Linked DNA regions of Homo sapiens: region 2 is linked to region 1. The links are chromatin loops, found by intact Hi-C in ENCODE. Cell type or tissue: heart left ventricle. All regions are shown on one strand. Each heading gives the region's core, and the rest is flanking DNA. Links, peaks and the distances in the headings are about the cores only.

Region 1 (5,386 bases), core at 156-5,155:
TCAGCTGTCGTGTATGGAACTGAAATCATAACTTTGCCAAATACTCAAATGTTGATTGGTGGCAGAGAATGCCAATTTCTTTGTATGCGGGATAGACCAGAATTCAAATGAAAAACAGGGAAATAAAAGGGATATTAAAGAAAATAATTATCCTAAAATTCCATTTTATTTCAAATAATAACTTTCCAGTTTCCCCCTTCTTTCAAAGTGAAAGAGCATGATTTTGTTTTTCTGATGGTAAATAGGTGGGCCCATGTTTGTCCTCGTGAGTGTGCTCTGGTTGGATGTTGCATGACGCGTCCCAGTGTCCACGCCAGTGTCGGGCTGCGCAGTCAGCTGCACCGAGGATTCCATCACGCCGGCCCCTCCATGACCTCCGCCTGCCTTGCCCAGCCAGACTTCCAAAACCAGAGGGTTTTTCTTTCAGAGCAGTGTCTGTCCAGGAATTCCCTTGGCAAGAGGCAGAATCATCAGCCTGTAAGGTCTGCACGCCTGTTGTGTGTGTGCATGTGTGTGTGCATATATATATATATATATATAATTTTAAGGCAGCAACTCAGCATACTATATTACAAAAATAGCCCAGTGAGAAAGCACTGTGTTTAGAAATATAACTTCTCATTCAAATCAGGACAAGAGGCAGAAGGGGTCAGGAGGTAAAATGAACTCTCTCTCTCTCTGTGTGTGTGTGTGTGTATGCACACACGCGCGTGTGTCTCCCATGAATAAATGAGGCCGAGGTGCAGCACAGCAGGCTGGCCTCTGTCCTGGGCCTCTGCATCCCTTCGAGGGTTAATGCAGAGGGGAGGCTGGTTCCTAGCTGATCCATTTCAGCTGGTCCCCGCCAGGCAGCTGCCCCGCATTAACCCCCTCCCGCCCAAGCTGCAGGCTGTGGACTGCCCCTATGGGTGCTAGGGAGGGGTTAAGAATCTCTTACAACACACACACTCTTCGACATTCTGCATCTCTGCAGTGGCTGCCAATCTGTATCACTGCTTTCGGGACATGGCTTTCTTCTCGCAGTAGCCATCGGAGACCTCCAGGGTAGAAAACCAGCTTTTTGAGATGAGTTCAAATGCATTCTCCCCAGAGGACAGCAGAGGACCAGCTGAGATTTGTTACGGCAGGGCTGCGTAAAGAATTTTCTCATGCTTTACTCCACAGTGTTAGGGGGACACACTGTGCTCCTTTCTCTTGAGCACAGGAGGGGTGATGCAGTGGTTAGCAGATATTTGCAAAATGAAAATAAACTATATTTTCCTAAGATAATTACGCTGGTGATTTCTTAGAAATTTGCGGTTCTTAACTCTCTATCCATTTATCTGACGTGATATGGAACTAAAAAAATACCTCATTGAGTTTGCTCTAGCTCTATCTCCCATTTGTCACATTACCATTGAACTTTAGGATTTTAAGCTATCAATTATAACAATTATAGATTGAAATAACATAGTATAAAAATATGAGCTTTTACTATTTCTTACGGGAAAGAACAAAGTTGTACAGCACTTAATCTTACCCTTCCTATTTTTTTTCTTCTATAACTTGAAGAAATATTGGTCTCTAAGCGGATATGTTCTGCTGACTGTATGTTTTTAAAACCACGGTTCCATAAGCATTTTCTTCCTAGCTCAGAAACTTACCAAATGTTTGCTCTCGGCCAGAAAGTAAGGACATATACCTAGTGACATTAAGCCTGGATCTCCTTCAGGTAATCCAGCCTGAACTTTTTGTTCATAGCTTGCTTTCTAGAACATACCCTGTCTCTGAGGATTGGGAATCCATGCTGATTTGCATGGCTTCAGCCATATCAGGAAGAGACTAACAAATGGCTTAATCATCATCACAAACACGCTGTGTATGCTGTGTGGGTGTCAGGACGGCTTTGCCAAAACCTCTCACCAGCCCAGGAAAACACTGAAAGTGCTGCACCTACAGCTTGAGACCTCAAAGTATTATTTTATTTTTACTGAAGGTACAAGTAACTAAAAAGTTTTTTTTTTTTCCTGACAAATGTTCCAATGTTCATTTTTTTGTTAAATGAAAGAAGAGGACAGACAGGTGGAAAAACACAAAATTAGCACATAGAAAATTAAATAAAAATCTTATTTGGATTCCCAAAAGCCTAAAGTAGAGAAATCTCACTGTGACCGTTGTCAGCCTCCTGGAAGCTGGTAAATTCATGCATTCTTTGAGATGTTTTTTCATGCAAAGCAAAAACTGTCTTCAATTTTCTTCCTGCTTTTTTTTTTTTTTTTTTTTTGAAACTTGAAATCAAATCACCACTCCCTTATCCACATTTCAAAATTTCAACCTCTATAAATACAGGGAAATAGAATTCTGGAGGTGGAGAAAGAAACTGCAGTGGAAATATCCAATTTTATACCATGGCTTATTGGACAAGAACAAGGGTAATTTGACTAAAGCTTCAATTTACAAGGCATCTTTAGCAATGCATTTGGTGCACGCGCATGGCAGCTAGATTGACAAGCAGATCCCGACAGCTACAGAGCTTCAATAAAACACACACCACGAAGGCTTTACACGATGTACAGTAACGGCTTCTTTGGAGCTGTTATGGTCTATTGGGTCAATAATAATCCACTTTTTAAAGAGTGCCAAAATGTGAATTTACACAGCAGACTGTAATAGTCCCTGATTTAGCAGGTAAATTATATGAATTCTTAGAATTTCTATACGTACTATGGCACATGCACACCATCGGAATGTTCTGTTGTGTAAAGCAGGAGTCCACAGAGTCAAACATGCAGCATGCTTCCAATTGCTGATAAAAATGATACACTGCAGCTGGGGAAATGAAAATACTTGTTAACATTTGGAACTTTAATACCACAATTTACATTTCACCTTACCTTTAAATGGGTATATTTTGATCGACATCCTGGATTACTTGCATCATCATAAATTCTGTTTCCCTTAAAATGAAGTTATTTTCATTTCAAACTATATTAAAAATACATTGACTATACAACTTTGCGGTAGGTTGATGCATAGCATTTAATTTACATGTGATATTTATAAGTAAACATTTATAAGTAAACATCTCTTCTATAGATTTATAATTTCTGTTTTCTTCAGTTACACAGAAATAGGCAGCTCTGAACGTGCAGGGCTGCAGCTGCACCTAACAACATGCCTGATTCCTTCCAGCAGGTGGAGGCATACTGCAAGAAGCTTCCAAAGAAACAACCAAAAATATTTTTTCCCCAAGCAAACTCTGACATTTAGGGGAAAACAAAATATCCCAAAAAAGAGGGAAATTAGATGAACAGTTTGCAACAGGGATAGTGGTGTGGTGTGACACGGTTTTACCTCATAAAGAACCTGGAGTGAAGATATTTCATAGCCCCTCCTTGCTGTAAACACCCTCTCTTGGCTTCCTTTCTGTCTGCTACAGTTGGACATTTTTCCAGAAGAAAAGCCTGGTGAATTATTTAATAAATGAAATCCAGTAAGACAACCATGTTCAAAGACATTTTCTCAAATTTCCTCCAAATAAGTGCAGCAGTAATGCACTACCAGGGATATGCACATGTAGGTACACACACGCACACACACATACACACACATACTCTGAAAACTACTCTAGACACATTACTATCCCGCTTTAGTCACTGTGTATGTGTGTATGTGTGTGTGTGTGTGTGTGTGTGTGTGTGTGTGTGTGTTCTACTCATTTGGCCAGAACCAGTGATTTCTCTGGTTCTTTTGTGAGTGTTTGGTGTATATTCCTGCCAGTGTATTTGAAAAAAAAAAAAAAAAAAAAAAGCTAAGAATTTAAAGTACAGACAAACCAGAAAAATTTCTGCCTGAAAACCTGGCTTTTCTAGAATGAGAGAGAGTTCTTTCAAAGACCACCCTTCACTTTCACTTTTAGGATAGATTAACATGTGCCGTCTGCAATGGACAATGACGTGGCCGAAGAACGCCTATGTACAGGATTAACATGGTCTACTTGGAAGGATTTGAATGCTTTTCGATCCATAGTATGATAACATAATGCAGCAAATTATAGGTCTCGCCTTCCTTAGCAAGGAGCTGGGAGCAGAATTGCAGTATAGTAATGCTGTGGTCCCCAGCTCCCCCTCCCTGCTCCCAGGGCCTGTTGACTGCAAATATCTACCATCTACAGTATTGACTGGTTTATCAGGCAGCAGGTATCTCTATCAGTCTATCTTGAATTGTCATCCAGCAGAAGATTAAACACTGCCTGCCTCCTACTTGTGATTTTTAGTCTTCACATCACAAAGTTTTCAATCACATTTCAGCAGTGTGCATTTAGCTTACAGAACTCTGAGCACTTATCTTCCCAAAACAGGGGATTTAGACCATGTTTACCTCGTAGTTCCAAGATATCTGTCTGCAAGCCTGCCCACATTTAGGGTGTGAGATGGGTTTCAAATCTCTTCTCTCTTCTATCTCCCTCTCTCTCCTCTCTCTCTCTCTTTTTCTCTCTAGTTCCCTACATAACTAGACTCTGGACCCAACAACAATCAACAAAGAATTTGCATAATGGACAAGTGTCAGTTTTTCAAGGAGTCCTCCAGGGCAGTGACCTTGTGTTGTTAGTTTTCAAGATGAAAGAACTATAACTGTGGACGGCTTTGTTCTAAGTGGCTTTCTCATTAATAATCTTCAGAAGACCGTGATGACCACGTGGCTTTCAGCGCCTGAATCAGCCAGAGAGAAGGCTGGATGTCAGCTGTGTACACTTCTTGTCTCTCCATCGGGTACCTGTGAGGAAGCTGTGGTCTGCGAGGGATCCTAAGAAAGAAACATCTTCCCAGTTTATGAGGGATTCAGCACAAACACGTTGATACCAAATCAGTGTTCAGCTGCCATTGTGCCTGGCTGATGCTTGCGATTCCCAATCAGTAGACTAATGAGATTCCGGGTACACAGAATCCGGAGAGAAGGGCACGCGCATTCTCTCCAGAACGCCTGAAAGGAAGTCAGTCTGAAGTCCGGCCGGATGGGAATTGGACAGACACACTTCCGGCTAAGTACGGGCGTAATAATGGTGATTAAAACTGTTCACCGTTCCTTTGAGTTCCTCGTAGATTCTGGATATTAGTCCTTTGTTGGAGGTATAGATTGTGAAGATTTTCTCCAATTCATCGCCGTTTTTTAGAGTTTTTCTCACTAAATATTGACTAACGGAACCTAGCCCTGTAATGTTGATAGTCGGGCGGGTCGGAAGTGGCTGAGGTGGAGTATCTGCAGGAGAAGAACTGAGGCTCCTAAGTGCAGCATCTTGTCCAAGAGGTTTCGTCCCAATGCGTGGGGAACATCCGGATTGTGATGTTTAGCTCTCAGTTTCTAACTTGGGCATTCTAGCAACTGTATTTCTCATTTAATGTTTTAT
Region 2 (5,386 bases), core at 186-5,185, 370 kb after region 1:
CATACGAAGGAATAGCACTCAGCTATGAAAAGGAAGACATCACAGCACATGCAGCATGGATGGATCTCTAGTGAATCACGGGCTAAGTGAAAAAAGCCAGTTTCAAAAGCCTGTGTGCTGGAGGATTCTATTTATACAACATTCTGGAAAATGCAAAGCAATGGGGACAGAAAACAGATCCCTGGCTGTTGGGGCTGGGAGCAGGAGGAGCTATGACTCCCCAGGTGAGGGTACAGAAATGTTCTAGAATGTCCTGATTGTGCTAGCGGATATAGGTCTATGCATTTGTTAACACTTATACATTAATACACTAAAAAAGTGAATTTTACTCTGCAAATTATGCTTCTGTTTTTGTTTTGTTTTGTTTTGAAAAAAGAGCAGCATCAATCTAGGATCTATTACTGAACTATCCTTTTCCTTAGAAAACTCAAACCGCCAAATTTTAAAATATTGTTTTAAAACTAACACAGATGTACAAGCAGCTGGGTTTTTTTTCTATTTTCTTCTCATGGTGGTGCACAGGTTGCAAACGGAAGTCCAAGTTTCTAGGCAATGGATTAAAGTGTTTTGGAATAATATTGGCCTGACCCAGTGCAAATGTTGTCCACAAATGCATCCCTGCCTTTGAGGATCCTGAATGTTTCTTTCTGCTCCCAGGAAGCAGTTCTCATTTGCACTGACTTCCAGCAACTTCCTCCAGGCGAGCGCCTGGAGGCAGTCACCTGAAGTCATGTGCCTGCAGGCACAGGTATGGTTCAGGGCAGCTCTCTCCTGAGTTCTTTTGTGCTTCAAGACCTAAGGACCGACAGCATCTGACTTTTAATGCACTTGGCTTTTAAGCCAGACATTGTGCAGCTGGAGGGCTTCTGGTGTTTTAAACCCAGGGATAGTAGGTACTTGTGGTAAAATAATATTTTACACAAATGAGGAATTCCCATTGGATGTTCCGAATTCTAGCCCATGCCGTGAGCACTGTTGAAAACAGTGGCAAATTCCTATTCTTCTACAAGGTAGGTCTCAGAGTAGCGTTTATCCAGTTATTAGACCATGGTGTGGCAATACCTGAAACTCGGTCAAGTTGATAAAATATATTTTACAGCTGGTAACTTCATGCTATGAGCAAGGTCCTTATATGTTATCAAATGCACATAATAGCTACATACGTGCATATGTAATATTCATTAGAGAGATTTAGAAGTCATCCAGAGACTATGAGTGTGCTGCACTGTGCTTTCTAGTAGTAGAGATAACTTTGTACCTATTGTCTTGTCTCCTATGTAAGTACATACAATCACGCATGGCTTAGCAACAGCAATATGTTCTGAGAAATGTATTGTCAGATGATTCTGTTGTTGTGTAAGCATCCTAGAGTGCATTTATATAGGCCTAGATGATATAGCCTACTATATACCCAGGCTATATAGCGTAGCCTATTTCTCCTAGGCTACAAACCTGTATAGCATGTTACTCTACTGAATACTGTGAGGAACTGTAACACGATGGTAGGTATTTGTGTATCTAAATATATCTAAACAGAATAGGTAGAATAAAAATATGGTATACAAGATAAAAAAAAATAGTGGCCCTGTATAGAATACTTACCGTGAATGGAGCTTGCAGGAGTAGCAGCTCTCTGGGTGAGTCAGTGAGTGAGTGGTGAGTGAATGTGAAGGCCTAGGACATTATTCTACACTACTGTAAACTTTATAAACACTGGACGCTTAGGCTATACTAATATACACAAACATTTTCTTCAATGATACATTAATATTAGCTTGCTGTAACATTTTTATTTTATAGCCTTTTTTTTTTTAACTTTTTGAGTCTTTTATAATAATACTTAAAACACAAAATCCACATTAGCCTAGGCCAGCACAGGATCAGGATGATCAATATCGCTGCCTTCCACTTCCATATCTTGTCCCACAGGAAGGTCTTCAGGGCCAATAACATGCCTGGAGCTTTTGTGTCCTGTGATAACAGTGCCTTCTTCTAGAAAACCTCCTGAAAGACTTCCTGAAATTGTTTTAAGTCAGCTTAAAAAAAAAAGTAGAAGGGGTACACCCCAAAATAAAGATTAAAAATATATTATGGTAAACACATAAACCAATAACAAAGTAGTTTATGATTGTTGTCAAGTACAGGCATACCTCATTTTATTGTGCTTCATGGATATTGGGTTTTTTACAAATTGAAGGTTTGTGTCAACCCTGCGTGGAGCAAGTCTGTTGGTTTCATTTTTTCAACAGCACATGCTTACTTCATACCTCTGTGCCATATTTGGTAATTCTCAAAATATTTCAGAAATTTCCATCATTATTATATCTGTTGTGGATACCTGTGATCAGTGATCTTTGATGTCACTATTACAATTGTCTTGAAGTACCACGAACCGGGCCCGTAGAAGACGGTAAACTTAATGGATAATTGTTGTGTGTGTGTTCTCACTGCTCCACCTGCTGGCCCACCCTCTCCTTGGACCTCCCTATTCCCCAAGATGCAACAAGATTGAATTTAGGCCAATTAATGCCTCTATAATGACCTCCAAGGGTTCAAATAAGAGGAAGTGTTGCACAACTCTCACTTTAAAATAAAAGCTGGGAATGATGAAGCTTGGTGAAGAAAGCATGTGGAAAGCTGAGAGAGGCTGAAACCCGGGCCTCGGGTGCATACAAATAAAAAGTTCTTGTAATGCCAGCTACTCGGGAGGCTGAGGAAGGAGAATTGCTTGAATCTGGGAGGCGGCAGTTGCAGTGGGCAGAGATCATGCCTCTGCACTCCAGCCTGGGCGACAGAGCAAGACTCTCTCTGAAAAAAAGAAAAAAGTTCTTGAAGGAAAGTAAAAGTGCTACTCCAGTGAACACATGAATGCTAAGAAAGCAAAACAGCCTTATTACAGATATGGAGGAAGTTTGAGTGATCTGGATAGAAGATCAAACCAGTCACAACATTCCCTTAAGCCAAAGCCTAATCCAGAGCAAAGCCCTAACTCTCTTCGATTCTGTGAAGCCTGAGAGAGGTGAGGACGCTGCAGAAGAAACTTTGGAAACCAGCAGAGGTTGGTTCATGAGGTCGATGGAGAAAAGCCACCTCCATAACATAAAAATGCAAGATGAAGCAGCAAGTGCTGATGGAGAAGCTGCAGCAAGTTCTCCAGAAGATCTCACTAAGAACATTGACAAAGGTCATTCCACTAAACAATAGCTTTTTCAGTGTAGACAAAACAGCTTTGTATTGAAAGAAGATGCCATGTAGGACTTTCATAGCCAGAGAGGAGAAGTCAGTGTCGGCTTCAAAGCTTCAAAGGATAGGATGACTCTTTTATTAGGAGATAATGCAGCTGGTGACCTTAAGTTGAAGCCAATGGTCATTTATCATTTTGAAAATCCTAGAACCCTTCAGAATGATGCTAAATCTATCCTTCCTGTGCTCTAGAAATGGGTTTACATAGCCTGGATGACAGCACTTCTGTTTACACTAGAGTTTAGTTTATACTGTACAGTATAGTGAATATTTTAAGCCCATTGTTGAGATTTACTGCTCATTGACAATGCACCTGGTCATCCAAGAGCTCTGATGGAGATGTACAAGATGAATGTTGTTTTCATGCCTGCTAGCACAACATTCAGTCTTCAGCCCATAGATTAAGAAGTAATTTTGGCTTTTAGGTCTTACTATTTAAGAAAGGCACTTTGTAAGGCTATAGCTGCCACAGAGAGTGATTCCTCTGTTGGATCTGGGCAAAGTAAATGGAAAACCTTCTGAAAAGGATTCACCATCCTAGACATCATTAGGAACATTCATGATTTGTAGGAGGAAGTTAAAATATCAACATTAACAGGAGTTTTGAAGAGTTTGATTCCACCTCTCATGGATGACTTTGAGACATTCAAGACTTCAGCGGAGGAAGTCACTGCAGATGTGGTGGAGAACAAGAATTAGAAGTGGAGCCCGAAGATGTGGCTGAATTTCTGCAATCTCTTGATAAAACCTGAATGGATGAGGAGTTGCTTCTTATAGATGAGCAAGGAAAGTGGTTTCTTGAGATGGAATCTACTCCTTATGAGAATGCTGTGAGCATTTTTGAAATGACAATGAAGGGTTTATGATAGGACATAAACTTAGATGACAAAGTCGCTGCAGGGTTTGAGAGGATTGACTCCAATTTTGAAAGAAGTTCTACTGTGGGTAAAATGCTATCAAACAACATTGCGTGCCACAGAGAAGTCTTTCGTGAAAGGAAGAGTCGATTGATGTGGCAAACTTAACTGTTGTCTTATTTAAGACATTGCCACAGCCACCCTGACCTTCAACAACCACTATCCTGATCAGTCAGCAGCCATCAATATTGAGGTAAGACCCTTTACCAGCAAAAGGATTATGGTTTGCTAAAAGCTCAGATGATTGCTAGCAATTTTTAGCAAGAAAACATTTTAAATTAAGGCATGTACATTTTTTAGACATAATGCTATTACACACTTAATAGACTACAGTATAGTTTAAACTTAACTTTTATATGCACTGAGAAATGAAAAATTTGTGGTATTTGCTTTATTGTAGTGGTACGGAACCAAGCCCACAATATCTCCAAGGTGTGCCTGTGTTGTGCACTGTGCATAATTATATGTGCTATACTTTTATACGACTGACAGTGCAGTGGGTTTGTTTACAGAAGCATCTGCACAGACACAGGATAACTGTATTTTTAACTAGCTGGGTCAGAAGGGAGATGCAATCTGTTGTCATGTAATACCCAAATTCATGTGATTTTGCCTCAGACTCATTGAATCATGGGACTGAAATGTTTGAAGATCAGAGTCCAAATACTCACTCCTAGCAAAATGCACGCCAATTGGTTGTCTAGGTTGGCTACACTGTGTCTGGATATGTTTAGTGAGAATAAATTGGTAATTTCCAGAGACAAATCATTTCTTCTTTTCATAGGTTAGCCTAATATAAATTTTGTCCTGATTGAATGTTCAAAGCACCAGTTTCAAAACAATTAGGTTAACCTGGAGCAGTGGTTTGATAAAATTATAATACAGTCTACATGTATTTAACTATCAAGTAATTTAAATGAGTTTCGAGCAGACTGAAATATCAATCTAAAATATTCAGATTTTTAGCAATCCATTCTAATGAAGAGTGACTTTCTAAAATTGTTTGTTTTTAAGACAATCTTCCCAAGGCTTTCTACCAATAAAGGGCCAACAAACAAAAAGCTCAAAGTAAACCTGGCAAGGCTATCAAAGAACAAGAGAGAGCACTGGGTGCCAGCATGGAGAGTGGGGACCCCACCTGAGCCCCGCCTCTCTCAAGCTGGCTGGTCAGCCCCTCACTCAGTGGGATGAGCAGTGGGCACTGTCCACCCTGGAGTGAGGATAAG

Evidence for each region. Hi-C counts contacts between places; a loop is a spot of excess contacts. Peaks named below come from ENCODE experiments on the same cell type or tissue, not always from the same donor. Only the 100,000 strongest peaks of a DNase experiment are listed, where the experiment ranks them.
Region 2: it touches region 1 in a loop (8-fold over the local background); 22 of 110 quality-filtered maps call a loop at or near these places.

What each region holds. Positions count from the first base shown.
Region 1 is chr18:76,254,881-76,260,266 of GRCh38, reverse strand. It overlaps LOC105372210 (a long non-coding RNA gene), which reads left to right and starts at 5,007. Exons shown (of 4, transcript XR_935654.3): 1 at 5,007-5,386. It overlaps LOC105372209 (a long non-coding RNA gene), which reads right to left. Exons shown (of 6, transcript XR_935653.3): 2 at 4,360-5,386; 3 at 3,334-3,443; 4 at 2,704-2,808; 5 at 938-1,129; 6 at 148-450. In heart left ventricle, for the core only: a CTCF peak has its summit at 3,177 (motif pointing right); no DNase peak of the experiment used is centred there; H3K27me3 peaks cover 808 bases.
Region 2 is chr18:75,881,995-75,887,380 of GRCh38, reverse strand. No RefSeq gene overlaps it. Among named protein-coding and RNA genes, the nearest start is that of LINC01898, 170 kb to the right of the region's middle. In heart left ventricle, for the core only: a CTCF peak has its summit at 2,461 (motif pointing left); no DNase peak of the experiment used is centred there.